Linked DNA regions of Mus musculus: all the other regions are linked to region 2. The links are chromatin loops, found by intact Hi-C in ENCODE. Cell type or tissue: heart. All regions are shown on one strand. Links, peaks and the distances in the headings refer to the core of each region. The heading gives the core; the rest is flanking DNA.

Region 1 (4,613 bases), core at 346-4,345, 180 kb after region 2:
CTGCCACAAAAGTAAGATAGCCTTTCTGCCAGGAAGAATAACTGTGAGAATGCTTCTGCAAAGCATGAGGAATGAAAGTTTCAGAGGCTCAAGTCCTCTCAGGAGGGGAATAAATATGGGAGATAAGTTACCCTGGAAGGTAATTGAAACAGAGTGTGAATGAATTCAAAACGCAACTCTGTGTTGTTATAGATGAAGCCAATAGAGACAGTAAGAGAAAGGAGAGCATAGGACCAAGACCAGTGCTTAAAGGCAAACATGTTCATTTTCTCAGAGAACCGTGACTGCACACCTCGGGGAGACTGGCTACCCCTAATCCCCTGCAGCAACAGCAGCAGCAGCAGCCGCAGCAGCAGCCGCAGTTGCACAGATGCCAGCATGGGAAGGGCACAGTTTCCCTATAGTCAAGCCGAGACTCTTCAAGAGCCTTCATCTGTCGCCACTTCTGTCTCTAGCCCACCTCTCCCTCTCTCTGACCCATGAGACACTAAGAAAAGGGTGAGGTGGAACAACAGTGTGCAGACAGTGCTCACCATCCACTGGGCTGAAGGCAGCCACAACACCACTTAACATGAGCCTTGAAAGCATTGAACTGGGCAAGAAAACTCGAAAAATCATTTCTCTGTCTCAAGTGAATTCTCCCCTACTCGGTGTGTTGCAGGTGAAGAACTGGGTTCTTCAGCTGGCCACACCTCACTCTCTAATCTCCACCCCCCCAACTCTCCCACCCCATGAAGGGCCTGAACATCATTGAGAAGTATGCAAACACCAGCAGTATTTGTACATCTGGGTAATACATCAAGTATCAGGAGGTGTCTCCAGGCATGAGTTACAAGGCCTCTAAAAGCAATGAGTCTTTTATGGGGTTGTAGATAATGGTGATTTTCCGTAAATCCTGCCAGAGCCACACAATAGGCCAAGAGCAATTAACATTAATTAAATGATCCCCATAAAGAGGTTGCTTTGCTGACACGTTGATAACCTCTAAATGCTCTTAGCGGGTTCACATTCTTAAAGGTGTCTCTATAGCCGTACCAGGGACTCCGAAGGCTTCTGTTGCCCCAGACGGTTGCACACACGAGCGCTCCACTCAGCTGCAAAGACAGTCCTAAGGGCATCCAGTCAGCACACGAAAGGTGTGCCTAAGACTCCAGAGACAATGTTGAAACAAGGTTCTGATTTGGTAGATCAAGGGGCCTGGGAGTCTGAATTTTTTACAAGTTCCTTTACTGGGGATACTAGCCTGTTCTACTCAGCCAAACACTTTGAAAAGCAATTCTGCACAGAAGTTTTGCAAACAGCCCTTCTTAGCTGCCTAGAGAGGTGACCCAGAACATCTGGGGCATTCCAATACACTGACCTTTCTACCCTGCCTGCTTGCTATTCCTTTCACATTCATTTGTTGGTTGGTGGGCAGGGCTTAGGGGCACACATACACCACACACGTTGAGATCATGAAGAACTTGGGAAGTTGGTTCCTTCTGCCCCTGAAATGGGTTCCAGGCATCGAACTTAGGTCATTGGGCTTGGCAGCAGTAGCTCTAGCACTGAGCCACTTTGCCAGTGCCGCTGTCTGGCTTTTCCAATCCCAGAGAGGGGAAGCTGGTGAGCATAGGGCGGGCAGAACATTGTGAAGACAGTGGTCTCAGAGCCATCCCAGAACTGGAAGCTTCTGATGAGAGGAGAAGACATGGAGACCTTCTCAGGATCTGTGAGTCCAGGGACACATCCAGCCTTCGACCTCTGCATTCTGTATCTACTGTTTTTTGAGAAGTTACCTGGGAGAAGTTACCATTATAAGGAACTGGAGGTAGGTCTCTTTTCCAAGATGAAAGAATTAGAGGTCAGAATATGAGTCTCTGTGGTAGAGCCAGGACCCCTGTCCCTAGACAAAGCTCACCACCCCCATCCCCATTACACTGTGGGGCACAAAAGCAGGCTCTGGACTGTACAACTGCCACATAGCCAATGATGAGGCCTAGGGTGGGAAGGTCTCAGGGTGGACAGAGAGGTGGGAAGAATGTGAACTGTGGAGCAGTGGGGACTAGAAAGAGCCAAACACTTGAAGAACAGCCCAGGAAATTCTGGCAGGGACTTATTGACTATGGAGTGGTGACAGCCTTGAGGAGGTGACCCAAGTGTGGCAGCCAACAGAAGGAAAGTGCCTCTAGTCAGGTGGGTTGAGAGTTTATAGATAATCATGCAGGGGACTTTAGGAAGCTATCTGAGTCCTGCCCAGGGAGCAGGTATGAGGCTGCAACAGGCTATAAAAACTCAGGCCAGTGCATTATGAAACTGTACTTCCCTACTATAGCAGCGTGGCCATAGGAAGCACTAGGAGCCATGTGTGTCTGTGGACGGCTTCCATTTTAACTCAGTAACGATTGGGACTGAAATTAGAAGCATGTCCCAGGTCCACAGAGAGTATATGTACAGTAACCCAGCAGCAATCTCCTGGTCCAAGACAAATTCAATCTGGAAAATATGGAGGAAAGGGAAAGAGGATGGTTCACTCCAGTACAGGAGAGATCGTAGACAAGGAAGTCACCAGAGAAGGGGGAACAGGAGGCTTTACACAGAGAATTCTTGGGTTTCCTCAGAGACTGCAGTCATCTGACCGAGAGATGTGCCCTTGGGCTTGTGGCCTTCCTTTCTCTTTGCTCTGACACCCTTCCTCTGCAGCATTTGCAGGGCAAGCCAAGCCAAGCCTGCTATTTATAGAGCGAGAGCAATTTTACCACAGGGTGTGGGGTTTAATTTAAAAAGACGTCAAGGAGCGAGGGGCAGATGGCTGAGCAGGCAGCGCCTCTCATTGACCTTGACAGGGCCTACTGCAATTGCTTCAGCTTTAGGGACTCTGACGTGGGCTCTGAGGATGATCCCCACACGGGGAAGCTCTTTGGGGAAGGAAGAATAAATCGATATACCAAATACCCTGCTTTTTGATTTCTAATTGATCTCTGATCAGCTTGGGAGATGACACTGGCTGTCAGTTTAAGGGGTCTTTTCTGAAAAGCTCTTCATCTAGACAGACTCTGTTATGTGTCATAGGGTATTAGATATGAAAGATCCCAAACTAAAGGATAGGAGGAGGAGGAGGAGGAGGAGGAGGAGGAGGAGGAGGAGGAGGAGGAGGAGGAGGGAGGAAAATGTCTTTCAACCCATAGAGAAGGAATGAGCAGTCTTTGCTTACTCCACTCTCCCTCCCCATAAGAGTCAGCAAACCACCTTTTAGGGCTCCCTTTATCTTATTATTTTGTTGATTTCGCGAGGACATCATAATAAGACAACAAATACTGCTTGGCCAACCATAAATGTAGTCTTCAAGGGCCTTGTTTCTTCTGAACACATTGGGAATCCTTCCTTGCCTCTACACAGCTTCTAGTGCAGTGATTCTTAGCCCTATGGGTCATGCCCACTTTAGTGGTTGCTTTTAATATAGCCTGCATATCAGATATTTACATTATGATTCACGGCAGGATCAAAATTACACTTATGAAGGAGCCAAGAAATAATGTTATGGCCGGGGCATTAGGAAGGCTGAGAACCACTGTTCCAGTGGTTTGCTCATAATCCTGGACACTCCTTGGATTGTAGCTGCAAACTTCAGTCTCTGCCTTCTTTGTCACATAGTCATCTCTCTGTTCCTCTGTGGTCCTGGCTGGTCTAGGCCTGTTAGAGTTCCACCTGCCTCTGTCCCCGAAGTGCTGGGGTTAAAGGTGTGCCCCACTAAACTCAGCTTCTTCTCTTACAAGGACACTCACTGGTCACAGTGGGTTGCACCTACCCCATACTGCTACGATCTTATCTCAACTAATGGTACCTCAGCAATCCTGCTTCCAAATAGGACTGAATTCTCGGGTATTGGGAGTGAGGACTTCAACAGAGGGGATTGATTGGCTCCAATAGTGCCCACAGGTACAAAATTTACTTGGCTCGTTCCCTTGGTTGTAAGAAAAAGTTAAAATATATTGATAGCCAAGCTTTCCTCGTACCATGAAAACTCCTACAATCAGACCCGGTAGAATTAGCCCATTTTAATAGTTCTTCAGCTATACTGGTTAATTTTGATTGCCCCATGGGATGGCCATAGGTATTTCTATGGGGTGTGATTTTGGAGGAGTTCAACATTTAAATTGATAAACTAAATTCAGCAAGTTGTTTACATCCAACTGGTTAAAGGCCTGAATAGAAGAAAGGCCACCCTTCTTCCCTAAGAAAGAAGAAATTATCCTTTGTATCTGCCTTTGAGCTGGGATGCAGGTTTTCTTTCAACTTTAGACCTGACCCGAAACAGTGGTCCTTCCTGGGTTATGAACTTGCAGGCTTTGAGACCAGAGCCACAGCAAGTGGCTCTCAGGGGCCTTCATCTGGCTTGGGCTTGTCTGCCCCTTAGTCTTATGATTCCTACAATAAAATTCTTATAATGAATCTTTTTATCTCTATGTACTCTATAATCCTACATATCTTATTTACAATCCCCCCTCTGTGTGTGTGTGTGTGTGTGTGTGTGTGTGTGTGTGAGTGTGCACGCGTGCACATGTCTTTCTTATAGGTGCTATATGCCATTCTAATATACGATCAAATTCTGAAACCACTGATATATAAATCAC
Region 2 (4,613 bases), core at 455-4,454:
AGAGAAAGAGATCAAAAGGGGTCTGCCTTTTATTTGGATAGTGATGTAGCCTCTTGCAGGTAAAGGTGGGAGGTGAGCCAAGTGGATTCTGGGAATGTATGGTGGTTGCTATGGCAACAGATGTGTGGGTCACTGGAGCTGAACACACTTGCCTTCTTTGGCCCATGTTGGCTAGTTGTAAGCCAACTTGAGCTAGGCTGGAGACATCTAAGAAATGAGAACCTCAATTGAGAAAATGTTTGCATAAGATCAGGCCTCTAAGGCATTGCGTTTGGTGAGTGATTGTTGTGGCTTATAGAACCCCTGGGCTGGAGGTCCTGGGTCCTGTAAGAAAGTAGGCCGAGCAAGCCATGGCAACAAAGTCAATAAACAGTGCACTGCCATGGCCTCTGCATCAGCTCCTGCCTCCAAGTTCTGCCCTGCTTGAGGACCTCAACTGACTTCCTTCAGTGATGGACTATGATGTAGAAGTGTAAGCCAAATAAACACTCCCTAAGTTGCTTTTGGTCATGAGTGTTTCTTAACTAGGACAGACCATAAACTTAATAATACATATGCATTTCTGTTCTTCTTCATTTCTTTCCTCCTGGAGCTTATCTGACATTTTTGTTGTTGTTTCTTGTGGTGTGGGGGGTGGGGGGGTGGGGTGGGGGGGGGGTGCACGTGCATGTTTTGTTGGTGGTGTTTTTTGTTTTGTTTCAAATTCTAATAAAATTGTCTTTGAGCTTCCTTTCCAGCCTGTCTCTAAATTCTTTTATTAAGGAGACTGAGAATCCAAAAGGAAACTCCAATTTCTCCAATACTAGTTTCATTTCTTTTGAGATCCATGGTAAAGGGAGTGTGTGATGGAGCCAGGATGCCCATTCTATGGTGGCCAGGAAGTGAAAAGAGAGGCAAGGGAGCTGGGGATAGTGTATTTCCTTCAGGGGTATGCCCACGAGGACCCGACTTCCTTCCACTTGCTCCTGCCTCTTAACAGCTCCACAACCATCCAATAACACCAAACACTGCTTTCACCCAACCTCTATATTGGTCCTAATTTCTAGCCATTAAAGCTCCTGGCATGCACCACTCCAAGACAGAGCCCAGCCAGTTCCTGCAAAACCCAGTCAGCAGTAGAACAATGATTACCAACACTGCCGTCCCTGGGCAATCTGGTTTGGAGCTGGCCTCAGTTTAAGTGTGCAACATGTAAATTAATTACCAGTGCATCTCCCAAGTAGGTTATGCCCGGGTCACAATGTGAATGTAACTCCACCACCTCCACAACTTTACCAGCTATAGGCATAATTGTGGTGGGTGACAAGGAAGAATTTGCATATTAGCAGTCATCAGTGTACTGCTGTAGATGAACCCAAATGAGAATTCCATCCCCCTCTGGGATATTATTCCGGGCAACCAATACCAGGAGTACATTCAAAACCAGATGCCTTCATTAAGGTCACCCCTTTCCCTCATTGTAATGCAAATTGCCAGAACTAAGGCATCTAAAGATTGCCTGAGAGGTGCATAGGGGAGCATCTTAAATAAGTAACGAGTCAAAATTCAGGACATTCCTTAATTAATTGGGAGACGGAACAAAATAAAACAGGCTTCAGCCAATGGCAACTTGCTGACACTGGGTTGTCTAGGATTGCCCTCCAGTAATGTGAGAGACTCCCTCTTGCTACTTCTGTAAATTCCTTGAGGAGCTCCACCCCTACACCCTAAGCACCCTCCCACACTTTTCCTAGAGGTGTGGAGGTGGGAGGGAAGGAGAGGTGGGGACTGGAAGAGTTGCCATCTGCAAAGGTTTCTGCTAATTAGCCAAGGACAGCGGTGCTGGTTTGGAACAGTGTTGGATGCAGTGGACCATTGCACTTAATAATAACCTAACAGGTTTCAACCTAAAGATGCGTGATGGGAAGATGGCATGAATAATTCAGTGAGCTCGAGGTCCTGAACTCACATTTTCTCCCATAAAGAGGGAAGCCCAGAGCCTCAGGTACCAAGTTGCAAACCTATCAGGGCTTAGTGTCTCTTTCAGAGCTGTGTTACTAAGTGGCGTGTAGGTGTGAAAAGCCTTATTACCATGTAATTTTGTTAGAAGCAGACTTCCAAGTACCTGCTTTACTTTATATTCACATACACACACAAAAAAAGAGAGATCAAAATGTATTTTATTTCCTAACAATAGCCAATTTGGCGATAATTACTGTAAAATACGAATTTTTTTAAGTCATAGCACCCAAGTGAAGCCCTACGTTGCACCCCTTTGTACAGGAATATCTTCTTATTTATTGCCTTCCCAATAATGAACTTTGAGATAAACAACAGAAAAAGTAATTTGTTTTTTGACAATGCTGAACCTTTGAATAGAGAAAATCACACAGTTGAACACAGAGCGCAGTCCTGTGTGGTAAAGTGGTCTCCATGGCAACCAATAGATTTTTATGCTAAGTCTGGCCTTTAAAAACATTTCACGTTTACCACTGAGAAAAAGATGGCCTTGATTTAAAAATGATACAACAAGTACCTCAGATGAGCATGCTTTCTGCTCTGGGCTGCAAACTCAATTAAGAGCCATCTCCTCAGCCCAGAATCACCTCAATAGTATTTGTGTCCTCTTTGACGTACGCGGTGGCCCGAGCGAGAAAGGGAAAGGTTGGATGCTTTGTATTCTGCTGCAGGAGCTGAGGGCAGCAGTTTGTTTTTCCACTTGTTCTCCTTGGACTTAACACCAGGAGTAGAAAAGTAGGGAGTAAAAATAGCATGTTGGCCTCTTATCTGAGTCTGTGATCATGGCGACCATGAAAATATTATGCCCTGCTTATCTCTGGAACAGCTCTGACCATGCTCGCTTATTATAACTTGAAATAATGGATGCAGAAATACCTGCCGCACCCACGGCAGACTGAGCACCCTGAATTAGTTCCCGTGCACATTTAGAAAGTTCGGTACCAAAAATGGAACGCAACTGTGGCCAAGGGAGGATGTCATGTTGTCGTATTAATGATAGGTGCCCATAAAAGGAGAAATGAATGTAAATAACTCAGGGAATGAGAGATGAGGCGAGGGGGGGGGGGTGGGGTCCTGAAAGTTGCATCAAAAGAAGTAAACTAAGTAACTGTCCTTGAAAGGATTTTGCTTTCCCTGCTGTTTTTCAGGGAAAACAGTCTGCTGTAGCCCAGGCTGGCCCCCAACTCAAGGTGACCTCCTGCTCGACCACTCAGTTATCCTGCTTGGTTTTCAGTTCATTCAAGATTTCCTTTCAAAGGAAGTATTTTTTATCCTTTTGCTTGGAAAGCTTGTCCATTAGTCCTCACAATAGGATGTTTTGGGCCTCACTAAGAGTCAGCAATACTCCATGTCCTCTGTGGCTGGTGGTCACTTCTGCTGGAAGGTTTTCACAGCTGGACAAGGGTGTGGACTGAATTGTTTCTTCTGAAATTTAGGAATAGAAGCAGTGACCCCAGCACCCCAGAAGCTGAGGGAGATGAGACTTTAGAGATCTGATTAAACTGGCATGAGGGCATAGGGATGGACCTTCCTCCAGGCTCACAACTGGCCACACACAAGAAGAGATGGTGGGGATTTGGGAGGGGACACCAGTGATGCATGCACAGAGGGGAGACAACTCAAGGACATGGGACTAAGTCAGAAGGCAGCTCTTCCAAGCCAGCAAGGGAGTCCTCAGGAGAAGACAGATCTGTCGATGCCTTGAACTTGGCTTTCCAGCCTCTGCAATGATGAGAAGATACATTTCTGTAGTGTGAGCCTCCTGACTGTAGAGTTCTGTCACAGCAGCCTGAGAAAACTAATGCAGTTGGAGTGGGAGTGGAGTGCCTTCTGGAGGGTGTATCAAACAGTTCACTCGGCAGAGGGGTCAAGGTTAAAGAAACAAAGCAATCGGCTGTTCTATCTTCCTGATGTGTGTGTGTGTGACAGAAAGAAACAGACAGACAGACAGACAGACAGACAGAGACAGACAGAGACAGACAGACAGACATAAACAGAGAGGCAGAGAGAGAGAAAGAGACAGAGAGCGACCGAGACTGGAAAACAGGCAGAGTTAAGTATATGTGAGGGGAGACTTGGGGAAGGCTCTGGGAGAAGCAGAGCTGGGGACTAGCCTCATGCTGCCCCTCCTTGTCTTCTAGAACTCAGCCTCCCTATTTGTCAGCAACAAGATGGGACAATTTTTTGACTTCTCAAATCTGGCTGTGAGGAATCAAGGGCAATGTACAGAACGTACAGAGAAAAACTGGCACGCGCTCCAGACCGCCAAATGCCTGAGAGTATTTGGACCCAGGAGGATGGTGACTCTGGAGAGAAGTGGGGGACAGGAAGCACTCGGCTCCTCCCACTCACAGGCTCTGCCAGATGGCCAGGCCTCAGGCCCAGGACCACACATCAGCCACCTGCCTGGAGGCATGAGCCATCCATCTTTCTAAGATAATTTTCCTCCTTCAGCCCATAGAGAGCTCTGGGCTATCTTTGGCCAGGGGAAGAATGTTGACTGTTTCACACAGAGAAACATAAATCACTCTCTTTAGGCCTTGTTAACTTTTACTTATAAAGTGTTTTAATGTAGAACTGTCAGGACCCCTGAAAATAATGGGTGGTGACAGGTT
Region 3 (4,613 bases), core at 268-4,267, 410 kb before region 2:
CAGCCCTGCTTTGCTCCTGTCTGCACTGCTCACTTGCTGTGGGAGCTCACCAGCTGTTTGACTGGCAGGAGCAGGAGTGCTCACTTCAGGAGTTTATAATTCCTGGCTATTCTAGGACAGTTTGCACTTCACCAAGCCTCAGACAGGTCAGGACACTCGCAAAGAGAAGGTTGGAAGACAAAAACGGCAACAGGCCTTGGATTCTCAGCCTTTTAAAACTACTAGTCATTTTTTCAGTTTGGTTGTGAGTGTTTTAGTAATGTGCCTGTAGTACATATTGAGAGTGTTCATCAACCAAGAGGAGTTTAAAATGTCAAAACCTGGAAAAGCTCCTGTGAACCATGGCTTGGTTCCTGTTGATCTCAAAAGTGCAAAAGACCCTCTGCCACATCAGACTGTGATGAAGATATTTAGCATTAGCATTATTGCCCAGGGTCTGCCTTTTTGTCGAAGACGGGTAAGTCTGTAACATTTAAAGCACGACTGTTTATTAAGTGCTGTTTCTCTTCCTGTAAAGCACTGCTTCCGATCGCCTGTGTGTTGTCTGTGAGGAGAGCTAACGATGCTTTGTGTGGCTAGGGAAAACTTACACAGCAAGAGCCGGGCAGGGGCACCCTCTCTGCCTTTCGTCTCCTCTGTTTTTCATGAGATTAGAATCCTGTAAACTTATTTCAAACTGGTAAATGTGAAAACGGTATGTCTTGAAATATGCTGATAAATGTTAGAAAGTTGTGTAGCTTTTATTTTGCTGGGAGGCCAAACTGCTGTTGGTATGTTCCTTACATGTGGGAACGCAGCATCTAGTGCAAAGAACACTCCAGGCAGGTCTGTAGGCTTCTTGGGCCCGTAAAGCTGGGCTATTTTTACAAACTCTTTCATGAATTAAAACTTCATGGGTTAGAAGAGATGTCAGTTGTTTTCTGAAACAGAAGCGGCACATGGTTGGGTGATATCCCGAATGTCTTGGACTTTGCAGCACTCGTGTTACTGTATAATCAGCATAAGGTCCAAGGGTGTTTTTCAGTATGACGCACTGGGGCTGTAGTATTAGCAATATGTGTTTCTTCTGACCTAGCTGCTGTTGCCATTTTGAATTATTTACTAGAGTCATGTATTTATACATATGAAATATGTTTATGGTCCTGAACACAGTAGGCCCAAACACATAAGTTTGTTTGTGTGTCTATGTCTGTCTGTCTGTTTCTTTGGAAGTAAATGAGAACTTGTTTAATCAATGTTTTCTGTTCTTACATCTCTTATAGTTACTTTAATTTTTTAACTGCAGGGGACAAGGAGAATAATCCACATCACTAGAAAACACTTTTGTCTGTATAGTGGCATTTACTGAGATATAGGAAAGCTTTGTAATTTTTTTCTAATTAGCTTAGTTCCTTTTGAGTGATTTCAACTTCTATCTTAATAAGTGGCAGCCATGTTGGAAAATGAAGTTAAAACAATGTCTTCTAAATTTTGAAACAAGAACCCAAAGTGCTCTCTTGTCCTATTTCTTCTCTTCTTCCTTTTCTATTTGTTCTGTCTTCATGGTTTCCTTGTCTTTCACCTGTCAGTTTGAAAGCTGCTGTGGAGTGAGGTCACTGCTCGCATTTGAGATTTTACAAGAAGCCTCTGACAGCTGTAATGTCATTCGTAAAATAAGCGATTAGTTTACTCCTTCTGTAAAAGAAAATACCAACACAAATAATTTAAAAGACAAAAATTAGCAAACATAAAAACATATTAAACAATTGAAGTATTAATAGCGAAGTTAATAATGTTCTCTTCTCTTGTTCTTATTTTGTAAAGAACATACGGAGTTTTAGCTTGCAGGAGACTTTATGTCACAGGGCGTTTGTTTGGAAACTGCACAGAAGCTGATCCTGAAGGACCCATTGCCGAGGACCTTGAGGGCTTCCTGCAGGTTTTCTCATGTCACTGCTCTGACATTGCTTAGGTTACGGCCGTGCAGCTGCGTGCCAAGATAAAACTATGTATGGGAATAAAAGTTGTACTAGAAAATTAGAAATAAAGAACATGGCTAACGATTTGAAACAGTCTTAATCAGAATGTCCAGGCTTTGTTTTATAAAAACAGTGTTGAGTGTGGCATGACTCATTGCCTCTGACTCCTGGAAACCTCAGAGTTAGGAGACCTTCTCTTTCCACATTTGGTTACTTTAAATGGATTTTCATTATCTTTGTTAGTTTAGATATTTTAAGTGTTTATGAGAGAACTCTTCTGGAGTACCATATAGTTTGCTCTTATTTTATGCCAGATGTCTTGGAGAGCATCATATCCCTTCCAGAGGTGCTGACTCGGCTGCTATTTGTGGGGAGCTATTGTTTTGAACAAAATCGAAAGCATGACCTATGAAAATTGTGGGAAATTCTTTAAAACTATAATTATAGCTATATTTTTTAACTTTCATCTCTCTCTCTCTTTAAAAGAAAATGTGTTTATCTTATCAAAGTATCATAACTATGAGGGTAGTCTAATTTATCAGTTTTTCTAGGCTCTCACCTAATGTGTGTGAAGATTAAAGTTTTTCGTAACAGTAAATAACAAATAATAAACTAGCTGCTAATCAGTCACTATTGAGTACTTTAGCATTAAGGAACCCATCAGCTAGAATATTTGGTAAAAATCAGTTCCTTAGGGGGCCGGAGCCATAGCTCCATTGTTAATAGTGCAGACTGCTCTCATAATAGTGGCCAAAAGTTTGGTCCCCAGGCGTCAGATGGTGCACAGTCTACCTGTAGTTCATGGCCCACTGGCACCCTCTACTGGACTTCATAAGAACCCACATTCACATTCAGAGACTCCCTGTACACACACACACACACACACACACACACACACACACACACACACACCTCTACCTGCAAAAGTAATCTTAAAAAATAAACTCCATAGGTAATTCTTAATATAAAGAAGATTTGGGGCTTTAACTTATAATTTTAAGAAGCTCTGATTATCCTTTAGGAGAACAGAAATGATGTACGAGTTGCTTTATTTTCCCTTGAAACTGGAATGCTTTTAATTATGGTAGTACCATCAGTAACATTCTAAAATTCCAGTTTCATTATTTTTCTACATTTTGGTCACATCTAAAATAAGAATGCAGAATTGATTTTTCTTTTTAGCAAGAGAAATATTGGTGAATCTTATTGTTAGTATATTAGAAGAAAACCATTCTTACAGCTAATATTAGAATGTATAAATCTCACTTATTCACTCATTCCAGCTTTGGAACACTCAAGTATCTAGACTGTTCCTGTAGAATTTCTCTTATGTGTTACTCTTTTGATAGGCAGTTGTTGGTTTAGATCAGATTCTTAAACATCTGGTGTGCTCATTCAGCGTGGAAGACTAAGTGGGGTAGGGCTTGGGCGCAGGCAGTGAGTGTGGGAAAACACTCACAGGTCCTTCTCTGTTGTTCATTGTGTTTATGTTTTGAGACAGTCTTACTGGACAGCTCAGGCTGGCCTTGAACTAGAAATTCTTCTGCTGTACCCTTTCTAGTAGCAGGCTTTGGTTGTGTGTATCACCATGTTTGACTTTAAAGAGCCCAGTAAGTAGCCTAGGAACTGTGTTACTGGGTGACTACTATCATGAGCCATTTCGGTCCTTATTGACTTAAGTGTGAGCTGAATGCTGTAGACCAGGGACTCAAACAGGTGAGTCTCCCAGTTTTTGTGGTGATCCTGAGCAGTGATCTTACCTCCTGGCATTCCACTATCTCTGTGGTCTATCTACATACACCTTTTCCTAACATGCTTGGCACTTTTCAGCTGCTGTGATAATTAGGTTTGGAAGATAAGTCTGGGAGCATATTACAGTCCATTTGTAATATGCTTAAAATGTCTTGTATAATCACCTTCAAGATTTTTAACTTAAGCTACACATTGAGACAGTTTTACTCATTGAAATTTTGAAATGTTTATGTCAGTGGTTGGATTGTTCTCTGTTGCCTTGTTAGCCAGGGATCACACCTAGTCAGCTGAGTTCACCTGGCAGCCATTGAGACAGGCAGGGCTCCCTCACGTTGGCGCACTGTCCTTCCTGTCCACGGCCTCAGTCAGTGCTTTGGACAAGGACAAAGTGACACAGCACCTCTTCAGCAACATTGCTTTGGTTTAGGATTTGTTCTTAATCACTGTGCCATTAATAGAGACAAAGCTGTATTAAAATTTTTAGTGTTTTTTCAAATATAACCTAATGGGCTGTTGGTTTTGTATGTATAGACTTCAGTTAGTTTAGGTTGTATATAATTTTAATCTTGTTCTTTTAGTGGACTTTAGACCAGCCAGTTAATTTTTCAGAAAAGGCCTGCCATAATTATTAAGAAAATGTATTGGGTTTTTGTTTGTTTATTTTTTTGTTTTGTTTTGTTTTTAGGAAGAATGTCTAATGATCCCGTTTATAGTAAAATTTTCATATGTATAGAGATTTTTTTTGTGTGTGTTACTAAAAACTGTACCACAATCGTGAAGGCCTTTCTTGGTAAAGCAAAAGTATGAATTCTGAATTTAGAAATGTGATATCTCCCCAAATTATCTGGATTGAGTAGCTTATGTAGTAAATTTTATTTTCATTGAACAACTTACATCTCAAAA
Region 4 (4,613 bases), core at 404-4,403, 57 kb before region 2:
TGGAGGTAGTAGAGATGCTTCTAGAAGAAGCATCCAACGTCCACAGAGGCAAGCAGAGGGTAGAAGCCATGGCAGAGTAGGGAAGCAGAAGGGTTATTGTTGATTGGCTTGCAGGAAAAACAAAGCAACTCCAACCCTAGCAGCTCCAACACTAGGGAGCCTGCGGCGTGACCCAAAAACACACAGGCTACATGGGCAAAGGCAGGGGTTCCTCCAACAGGAGGGAGCTGCTGGAGGAAAACAGAAACTTCCACAAAGGCCCAGCAGCTGCCAAGAGCAGCCTGGCAGCACAAAGCAGACCCCAGGAGCACCAGAAGCAGCACTCGCCTCAAAAGATCCTGGTGAGAACCCAGCTCTGGCAGAGCTGGCCTGTGTCAGGAGCTCACAGAACCACACACGAGTGACACGCCAGACACTGTGCCCAGCCCTTCATGCGCCTCCTCCCGTTCATCTTCACAGCAACCCTCAAGGCAGAGAACTCGTTCTCACGTAGCAGATGAGGGAAGTCAGACACGGCACTGAAGACGGATCTCAGGCGACATTCAAAGTCAGGTCTCGTTCTACAGTCCCTGCTACAGATGGCTTCCCATGCCGATGACCAGATCTACTCACCCTCGATTGTCGTGGTATCGGCTGCTCATCATTTAGCCTATAGAACATTGAACGTTTAGAATATATCCGATGTGCACTCTTCCCATGCGCAACTCTATATAGTTCCTCTGTGAGATGTGCGCTCTTCCCATGCGCAACTCTATATAGTTCCTCTGTGAGAGCCTTCTCTTCTAGCTTTGGATACTGAGGCACAGAGAGGCTAAGTAACTTATGTAAACCTCACAGCACAGTAAGAGCAGAAAAAGGCTTCGTACCAGGTAGGACCCTACGCTTGACCTTGTCAGCCCACTGCCTCTCTGTGGGTACCTATGTGACCCAGGCTTCTCACCTTGTTTCCTTCCCAGTGTAGAGGCGGGCCCACTGAGGACTCGCTGCGAATGGATGCAAAGGCTGGCTCCATTGATGTCCCCTCAGAGCACAAGGCTGGAAGAGGCAGGGCAGGTTGACTCTGTAGCCTTCAGTTCTGTGCTAGGAGCACCTGACTCCTTCCCTCAGAGGCACCTCTGATCCTAAGGGAGGTCATTGGAGGCCCTTTAGGGCCCTTGGTTGGGGGATCTCAGAAGTCTAAGTATTGGGGCACAGTTTGAGAATCAGTGAGACAACGCATCCAATTAGTCTGAAGAACTTTCTTATTTTTAATTAAAAACTCCCCGTGGAAGGTCATGGAGGATCACAAGCCGACATTGGTGAGTGGAGCAGAAAATCCCTGTCCCTCAGGGACCGCCTAAGGGCACTGCGGCTCCTCTTGACCTTTGCAGAAGATTACTCTTCAGTGACCATGCAGGAAGATGATCACAGCAACAAAGTGACATTAGAACCACAAAATGGATAAATGAAACCCTGGCTGAGACCAAAACCTGCTAAGCCTTGATAGATAGATAGATAGATAGATAGATAGATAGATAGATAGATAGATGATAGATGAAAGATAGATAGATAGATAGATAGATAGATAGATGATAGATAGATAGATAGATAGATAGATAGATAGATAGATAGATAGATAGATAGATAGATAGATAGATAGAGATAGGTATATAGATAGGTATAGATGGATAGATAGATAGATAGATAGATAGATAGATAGATAGATAGACAGATAGATGGATAGTGTTTCTCTAGCTGTAAGGAGAAGCCACTATTCTCAAACCCTCAGGCTCTCCCTCAATCTCCATCAGTGTACAGGTCCCTTCCCTGCAGTGGCCATATCATCTGTAATGACAGTAGAGATGGTGTCACATCAGGGATGGCAGGTTGAGGTCATGCTTTAAGTCTGACCACTTACTACCCTTTGCAAATGAGGAGCAAGGTTCCTCAGAGGTGAGGTCACACCGCCGATAGTCCTGTGCACTTCTTTGTGGGATATTTATAAAAATCAAGTAGGGTCATCAACGGGGAATGCAGGCTAAGGAGCAGCCGCAGCCAAGCTCAATGAAGTCAACCATGTTCCAGATACTAGTGTACCTTCTACAGACATGACCTCACGTGGTCATGACAGGATGCTGATGGGATTAGATAAACATAGCTTCTGCACTTAGAGGGAGGATGCCCAAGCCTGCAGAGGTGACATGGTGGGATTGAGACCACAAAAGAAATAGCAGAGCCAGTCTATGCACTTGTGGCCCTAACTCCTGTCTTCACTGCCTTCTAACAAGGAAGGGAAGTGCAGGGAAATGGTAAAAGTCAACCAGCATCCACCTCACAAAATAGTATGTTACCACTAAAATGATTGCAAAGTCAGTGTCAGAATACAGTAAAGGTGTTTAATGAAAATGCCATGCTTGGATCTTAAAATGCGCAGTAGAAGGTGGAAATGGACTACTTAATCGCTAACAGGTGCCAGATAGCACGTAAGAATTTTACTTTTCGCTTTTTCCCATTTAAATCTTTTACAGTGTGGTAGAGAGGCCTTTCCTAATGAAGAAATGAGTGTAATCATTTTCCTCTGAAGTCCCAGCGCTATACTTTTAAACTGATAAGGAAAAGGCTGGAGTGACACGGGATTATGTTTTCCTTTCCTTGGAAATAAAACTACTATGACATTGGTTAGCACCAGGAGGTCAGGTTGCTTCCCCAAACTCATTCCTAACCTAAGATGTTCACTGCTCATCAAATGCCACAGAAACTAAAATCCAAAGAGTTTCAACTTTGGAGCCCTGCCCCCGATTTTTGGCATGTATCTCTCAGTCTATTAATAAAAGGATGTAACCTTCCTATGTTTAGCAGGTTAACGACTAGCCAGTCACTCTTTCCAATGCCTAGCAGTGAGTTCCAGCCAACACAGGCTTGCTCATGGCACACTGAGTTGGAAGACAGGAAAGCGCTCTACTGTTCACTCGCCTTCTGTATGTGCAAGCTCAGACACAGAGAGCTAACGCCATTTGCTCAGAGACTCATGAACCTTAATATTTAGATGTAGAATGTGAACTCTAAAGTCTTCAGACACAAGTCTCTTGATGTGTTTTTTTGTACCAATATCAGCACTCAGGACAAAGTGCTTCTTCTCTTAGGTGAGTTAAACCTTCAGGGTTGGAAAGCCATTTTGTACAGTGTGGACAGGGAAGGTAGCTCAGCGATACAACACTTGTCCAGTGTGCAAGAGGTCATGTGTTCTAGTCCAGCACCTTGAAACAACCAAACAAAACCCATAGCATTAGAAAAAGCAGCTCTTACCCATGAGATTCTACGTACCAAGAATGACACTAAAGGCCTTGCTGCAACCTCTTATACTGTGGCAAAAGTGATAGCCTCAGTCTAATATCTACACTGATTAAAATGAGCAGAAGTAGTGTAGCTAGTTGGTGGCCAGGCCAAGATTTTTAACCTAGACTTCAGGGCTGGTAATAAAGTTTTCCTTCTCAGAGGATTTAAAAACATGCCCAGGGTAAGATGGGAACGCTGAATGCCAAGTGTCTACAGTCCTGAAATGTAGCCAAGATCCAGGAAGCTTAAAATGGCCACTGCCTGAAAGCAAAATGATGGTCTCCCTCTCCTCTCCCTCCCCCATTCCACTCTCCCTCCTCCATCCTGCTGTCCTCCCTCCCCTACCTACCTTTCCCCCCTCTTCCCTCCTTTCCCCTTTCCTCCTTCTCTTTCTCTCTCCTTCAGAGCCAAACCTAGGTATAAAACAGGTTTTATCAGTCTTCATCTTGCTCCTACTCAATATGGTATATGAAACCATTGTCTATTGTTATACTAAAATGCCTGAAGCTGTCTAACGTAGAAGAGATCCACGCATCCCACAGTTGCAGAAGTTCTACATGGCTCTGGCATGGACTCAGCTCTGATGACCACTGCATGGCAGATGGGATCACAATGGTGGGGGTAGGTATGAGAGAGATCACGGGTTGGGGCCAGGAAGCAGAGAGCATGAAGGAGCCATTAATGACCCCCCCTACACACACACACTAGAACCCAGTGTCCCTTATGAGAACTATGCTGGGCACCAACTTCCCAACAGTTACCCCTGAGGAGCACACTCCAGGTATGCTTTACCTGCGACAGACACGCGTTATGTGTAACTAAAGGTGTGCTCACTTCTCAGCAGTTACTCATAAGACGCATACCAGGCTTCAGGCCTGTGCAAGGCAAGACATGACTGAGTGTGACATTCTTCTCCAATGCAGTGTCAGACCTTAGGAGCCTTAAAACATGCCAGAGGCCTTCAGCTTTGAACCAGGTGGCTTCTCAGGAGGTGGTAGGCAATGCTTTTGCTGTTGCTACATCAAGGTGGGCACTACTGAAGCTGTTTTCCAGAATGACAAAAATATTGTATTTTCTACTGTCTATCAAAGTGAGCCTAAAGCCCTTCTCACTGAACGGACTGAATTCCACTGTTTTTGCTTTAGAAGGTTCTGCATCTGCAGAGATGACTCAGTGATGAATAATGCTTATACTTCTCACACTGAGGTCAGGAGCCACACCCAGATGGCTGCTCGCAACATCTGTAACTTCAGTTCCAGAGGATCCTGTGCACCTCTTTTGGACTCTACAGCTGTGAG
Region 5 (4,613 bases), core at 258-4,257, 130 kb before region 2:
TGTCTCTTCCCTTAGGCAATCTCATGGCAGAGTCCACAGTTATAAAGGCAGCAACTGTGGGGGTTTTATCAAGTCTCTCGAGGTGCGTGGGTGCCGGAGTTATGTGTGCATGCAGACAGGTGATGTGTGCCCTGCTCTGATAGGTTCATGCATGCAGGTGATGCGCACAGGCGATGGCAGGCTCCTTTCCTGTCTTCTCTTTCATCCCACGCTGTTCCCTGCTGTGTATCACCTCCTGCTCTGTGGGGTTTTGCCTCTCCACGTTTGAGCCTCTCCTCTGGACTGCTGTGTTCCTTCGCATCTCCCCGTTTTCCCCCTCTCACTCTTACTCCATGTCTCAGTCTATTCCAATGACTCTAAGAAAATATTTAAAACTGAGCATCTGTGATTTATTCCAGACAGCTCTGGATCCTGAGGAGTCACGGGTCAAGGTACCACAGGGTCCATGTTTGGTGAAGGCCCTCTTCCTTGCAAAGGGTACCATTTTTCTGTATTCTTATAGGGTGCTAGGGAAGCTAGATTTCCCGGCTCCTCTTTTAAGGGCATCAATGCTATCCATGAGGGCTCTACTTCTGCATTTTAAGAATCCTCCAAAGGGTCCCATTCCCACTAGGGACTGACATTTGACATAGGTAGTAAGTGGATAGACTCATGCTTCCAGACTGCAGTACTCAGTCTTAATGTAACAGTCTGCTGTTTCCTTTGGTCAGATTGGACACTTTCCTTCTTTTCAAAACTTTCAGAGCTCTGCCAGGATTTTTGGATCAGGCTCTGAACCTGCTGCCTGGTCTTCAGTGCCCTTCCCCCACCATCTCCAGATCAACCTTGATTTCTCCCTCACAGGAGTGTGTGTGCTAACCTAAGCAAATCCATCAAAGCTCAGCTTAAGTGTCCCCTCCCTTTCTTTTAATCTCCATGCTTCTTTATTGCCTTCCTTGATAAGAGAGAGGTTCCCTGCATTTGGATGGCTGTGACCATTTATATTCACTGCAATGCAATCATTAGAATTCTCTACTCCATGTGTATTTTTTACCCTTTCACTTATATAATAGAGCAATGATTCTCAACCCAGGCAGGACATATTTGGCAGTGTTTGCAGATATTCTTGGATGCCACTACTGTTGTAGGTAGAGGTCAAGGATGCTGCTATCAATATTCCACAATGCACAGGACAGCCTCTCAATGCAAAGAAATAATCAATTCTAAACACCAATGACCCACAGTCAAGACACCCTGGATTAGGTCTGAAGCCTCAAGATGTGAAAGCACGCTTCTTGTTCTTCCCATTCCACATAGTACACAGCTTTGAAATAGCATCTACTTTGAACATTCTAAATGACTGGCTACATACACTAAACATCCATAGATCTTGGTTCAAGCCTGTATATGGAAGCCTATTGCCTCAGTGCTACCTCATTGGCTTTGCTACTTGTATTTCCCATTAGCCATCACACACCGTGTCTCTCAGGGTGGATGGCCCATGGAATCCTTTATCCTTGGTATTCTCGGAGGCTCTGCTTCACTCCAGAAAGCAAAGTCCCAGATCATAGTGTCTGGGATGCTCAGAAAGCCCTTCACTAAGCTATGCTTACATTACATCTTTTGTCTTTATAGAGGGCCAACAAAAGTAGTACTCTGTCACTATGTCTCTGACCCTTTTGTGGAACTCTGGTTAGCAAGAGTCCATGCACTTGTGACACTACAAGGTGACCTTAACGCCACCCCTCATTTCACAAATGAGATGAATTGCTCTCCGTGTCACTCCTTGCTCTTTAGCCCAGGATCCACAGGATGAATCCCTACCTAGGTTTAATTCCAGGGAAACATTTTGTCTCTAGAGATGAATATGTATTCTCTATGCTGTCAGAAACCACAAATCTATGCAATCCAATATGTTTCTCTTTTTCGGTTTAGCTGCCAGGAAAGTTAGAGACAAAATGAAATGCCCAAGTGCGAGGATCTGCTTCATTCAGGTGTCTGAAGCTCTGCTTCTTTCCCTTTCATTAGCAAGAGCGCTGTCCTTAGACACCTTCTCCTGTACCGTGCTTCATCTCCAAGCCACCGCAAGTCCTTTGGAAGTAGGTAGGACACAAATCTTAACTAAAGAACAAATACTCCCCCACCCCCAAATCCTGCTGCTGTTTGTTTTGCCCAGGCATCTGTGGGCAGGCAGGACCAAAGCTCTGGTGGAGGTGAGCTGGCCTGGGACTATGGCTCTGTCATTTGTCATCTGTGTGACCTTGGCTCTGTTTCTTAAACTCAGGAAATCTTTATAGCCGTATCACAGGGTCGTTGAAGGGATAAAATGAGAGATGACATAGCAGTCAGGGCAGGCACCTTTTTATCAGCTACATAAGAGAGACGCTTTCCATCCCAACACCAGCTTGGCCTCTGAAGTCCGCAGCATGATTTTGGTTCTGACCAGTGCCTTCAGCAGCCAGTTTTGAGAAACAGAGCAGCATTTTTACTTTAAGGGGGATTCTTGCAGCTCCTGGCTGCCTTCCCCTCTAGAGGCAAGGCAACCTAACCAAAGCTGTCATTCGCTCTTCCTGTGATTTTAATTGCCTAGGTAAGTTATATAAACAACAGCAAAACATTCCACCTTGTGGGGTAGCACTGCCGGCCTTGGATTGGCTGCTACAACTGCTATTTTCAGAGCTTGGCACTGGGATAGCTTCTGCCACTTTCGTCTATGGTTGGCCTTGAGGTTTTCCATTGTAAATCTAAAGAATATGGGCAAAAAGCCAACTTGCTTTTTCTTTTTGCCCATGGATTTAGAAATGAACGGAGGACTTGGAATGTTCTGTATCTTTTTCGTAAAATGATTTGCTTTTATTCAGAAGATTTGAGGCTTGAGAGAAAGTCAACGTAAGAGGCCAGTCTTATTTGCAAAGAATCTCAAAAATGTTAGAGTACTTCGAGTCTCTCATTGTCCTGAGAGGAAGATGGAAGACCCGAGGCTCATAGGGGTACCATCAATTAGAATGACTGGTGTCCCAAAGGCTGGCTCAGTGCTCACTGGGTTAAGCTCTTTGCCTGTTCAATAGGATGCTAAAACAAGGACCCCAAACCCAGAGATATGTATATGTACATTCTTGTGAATGTACATATGTGCATGTGTGTACATGTGTGCTCAGGTTTGTATATATAGGATATGTACAAGCATTATGATTGTGAATGTGTGTGTGTGTGCCACTGACACACTTGCAGAGGCAGAGGACAATCTCCGGTTTGCTGGTTCTCACCTTCCTTCTTAGACAGGATCTGTCTCAGAGTTTTACTGCTGTGAACAGACACCATGACCAAGAACAACATTTAATTGAGGCTGGCTTACAGGTTCAGAGGTTCAGTCCATTATCATCAAGGCAGGAGCATAGCAGCATCCAGGCAAGCATGGTGCAGGAGGAGCTGAGAGTTCTACATCTTCATCTGAATGCTACTAGCAGGATACTGACTTCAGGACAGTTAGGATGAGGGTTTTAAAGCCAATGTCCACAGTGACACACCTACTCCAACAAGGTCACATCTCCTAATAGTGCCTCTCCCTGGGCTGAGCATATACACACCATGACAGGATCCCTTTCTTGTTTTGCTCCATTTGCCAGGTCAGCTAGCTTGGGAGCTTCTCGTTTCTCTCATGTTCACCTCCTATATCCCCACAAGGGGATGTGAATACAGATGCTCTGGCCATTGCACCCAGCACTTATATGGAAATAGAGATTTGAACTCAGGTCCTCAAACTTGTGAAGGAAGCATGTTTTCCTACTGAACTATGTCCCCTGGCCAAATGGTGGCATTATTTATCTAGTAGAGAAGATTAGGGTTAACGCTGGTAAACATATTAGAGCTATACTGTCCATTTGAGTCACTCCTGGCTTCAGGAGGTTCTGTAAATTGAAAATGTAGTTGATGCAAATATGATGTTAAAATGCAGCCCACCGGCTGTACTGGCCACCTTTCAAAAGCTCAGCAGTCACTTGCAGCTAGTGAGGCTGTGTGTGTGGTTCATCTCAGAGGTAGACTGTGTTCTTTACAAAGTCTATCTTACATTGTTGCTTTAGAGCATTGTTTTCCTACCTGAATGGAGCCTGAGGCAAAGTAAAGGCATGACTACAGGCCAGTCAGTCCTTACAACTCAAGGGAGTTGTGAATGTTCATATGTGCATGTGTGTACATGTATGCACATGTTTGTATATATAGGATGTGCACAAGCATTATGTTCTCTTCCTTGTAGGGGACTGACATTCGGCTGGGGTTCCAGTAGGTGCCCTGCCACAGCCCTGCTGTTCTGGTGTGTGCCCAGCTCACGTTCCAATCCTCTCATACAGTAGTCCAGGATCTGCTTCCGTGGTGGAGGGACAAGGAGTCATCAGGCTCCTCAAAGGCCAGGCTGGCTCTGTGCTTGCCTGTTCGAAAACCGACTGGGAGAGACGGCTGCATAAAAAAGATGGCATTAAGTGTTGCTGCAGTGCTGCAGCTGCCAGGGAGTTTCTGCTCGATGGATCTTGGATCATACAAAAATACAAGATGTTCCCGTGGTTATCTCTCCCAGTCCCTGGATCCAGAGTCTCCTAGCTGACCTTGACTTCCTTCTCTGCTTCTCTGGAGGCGCT

What was found. Hi-C counts contacts between places; a loop is a spot of excess contacts. Peaks named below come from ENCODE experiments on the same cell type or tissue, not always from the same donor. Only the 100,000 strongest peaks of a DNase experiment are listed, where the experiment ranks them.
Region 1: a loop joins it to region 2, with 11 times the contacts of the local background. A loop is called at or near these places in 4 of 42 quality-filtered maps.
Region 3: a loop joins it to region 2, with 4 times the contacts of the local background. A loop is called at or near these places in 3 of 42 quality-filtered maps.
Region 4: a loop joins it to region 2, with 2.0 times the contacts of the local background. A loop is called at or near these places in 4 of 42 quality-filtered maps.
Region 5: a loop joins it to region 2, with 2.8 times the contacts of the local background. A loop is called at or near these places in 4 of 42 quality-filtered maps.

What each region holds. Positions count from the first base shown.
Region 1 is chr3:85,516,148-85,520,760 of GRCm38, forward strand. No RefSeq gene overlaps it. Among named protein-coding and RNA genes, the nearest start is that of Gm31419, 27 kb to the left of the region's middle. In heart, for the core only: no CTCF peak of the experiment used is centred there; DNase peaks (open chromatin) are centred at 2,144 and 2,724; H3K27ac peaks cover 2,649 bases.
Region 2 is chr3:85,336,936-85,341,548 of GRCm38, forward strand. No RefSeq gene overlaps it. Among named protein-coding and RNA genes, the nearest start is that of Gm31210, 2.9 kb to the right of the region's middle. In heart, for the core only: a CTCF peak has its summit at 2,687; a DNase peak (open chromatin) is centred at 2,796; H3K27ac peaks cover 1,559 bases.
Region 3 is chr3:84,925,343-84,929,955 of GRCm38, forward strand. The region is part of intron 4 of Fbxw7 (F-box and WD-40 domain protein 7); the gene reads left to right. Among named protein-coding and RNA genes, the nearest start is that of Gm40080, 49 kb to the left of the region's middle. In heart, for the core only: a CTCF peak has its summit at 2,763 (motif pointing left); a DNase peak (open chromatin) is centred at 4,049.
Region 4 is chr3:85,280,147-85,284,759 of GRCm38, forward strand. No RefSeq gene overlaps it. Among named protein-coding and RNA genes, the nearest start is that of 1700036G14Rik, 35 kb to the right of the region's middle. In heart, for the core only: no CTCF peak of the experiment used is centred there; no DNase peak of the experiment used is centred there.
Region 5 is chr3:85,210,514-85,215,126 of GRCm38, forward strand. No RefSeq gene overlaps it. Among named protein-coding and RNA genes, the nearest start is that of Gm31096, 91 kb to the left of the region's middle. In heart, for the core only: no CTCF peak of the experiment used is centred there; a DNase peak (open chromatin) is centred at 2,618; H3K27ac peaks cover 490 bases.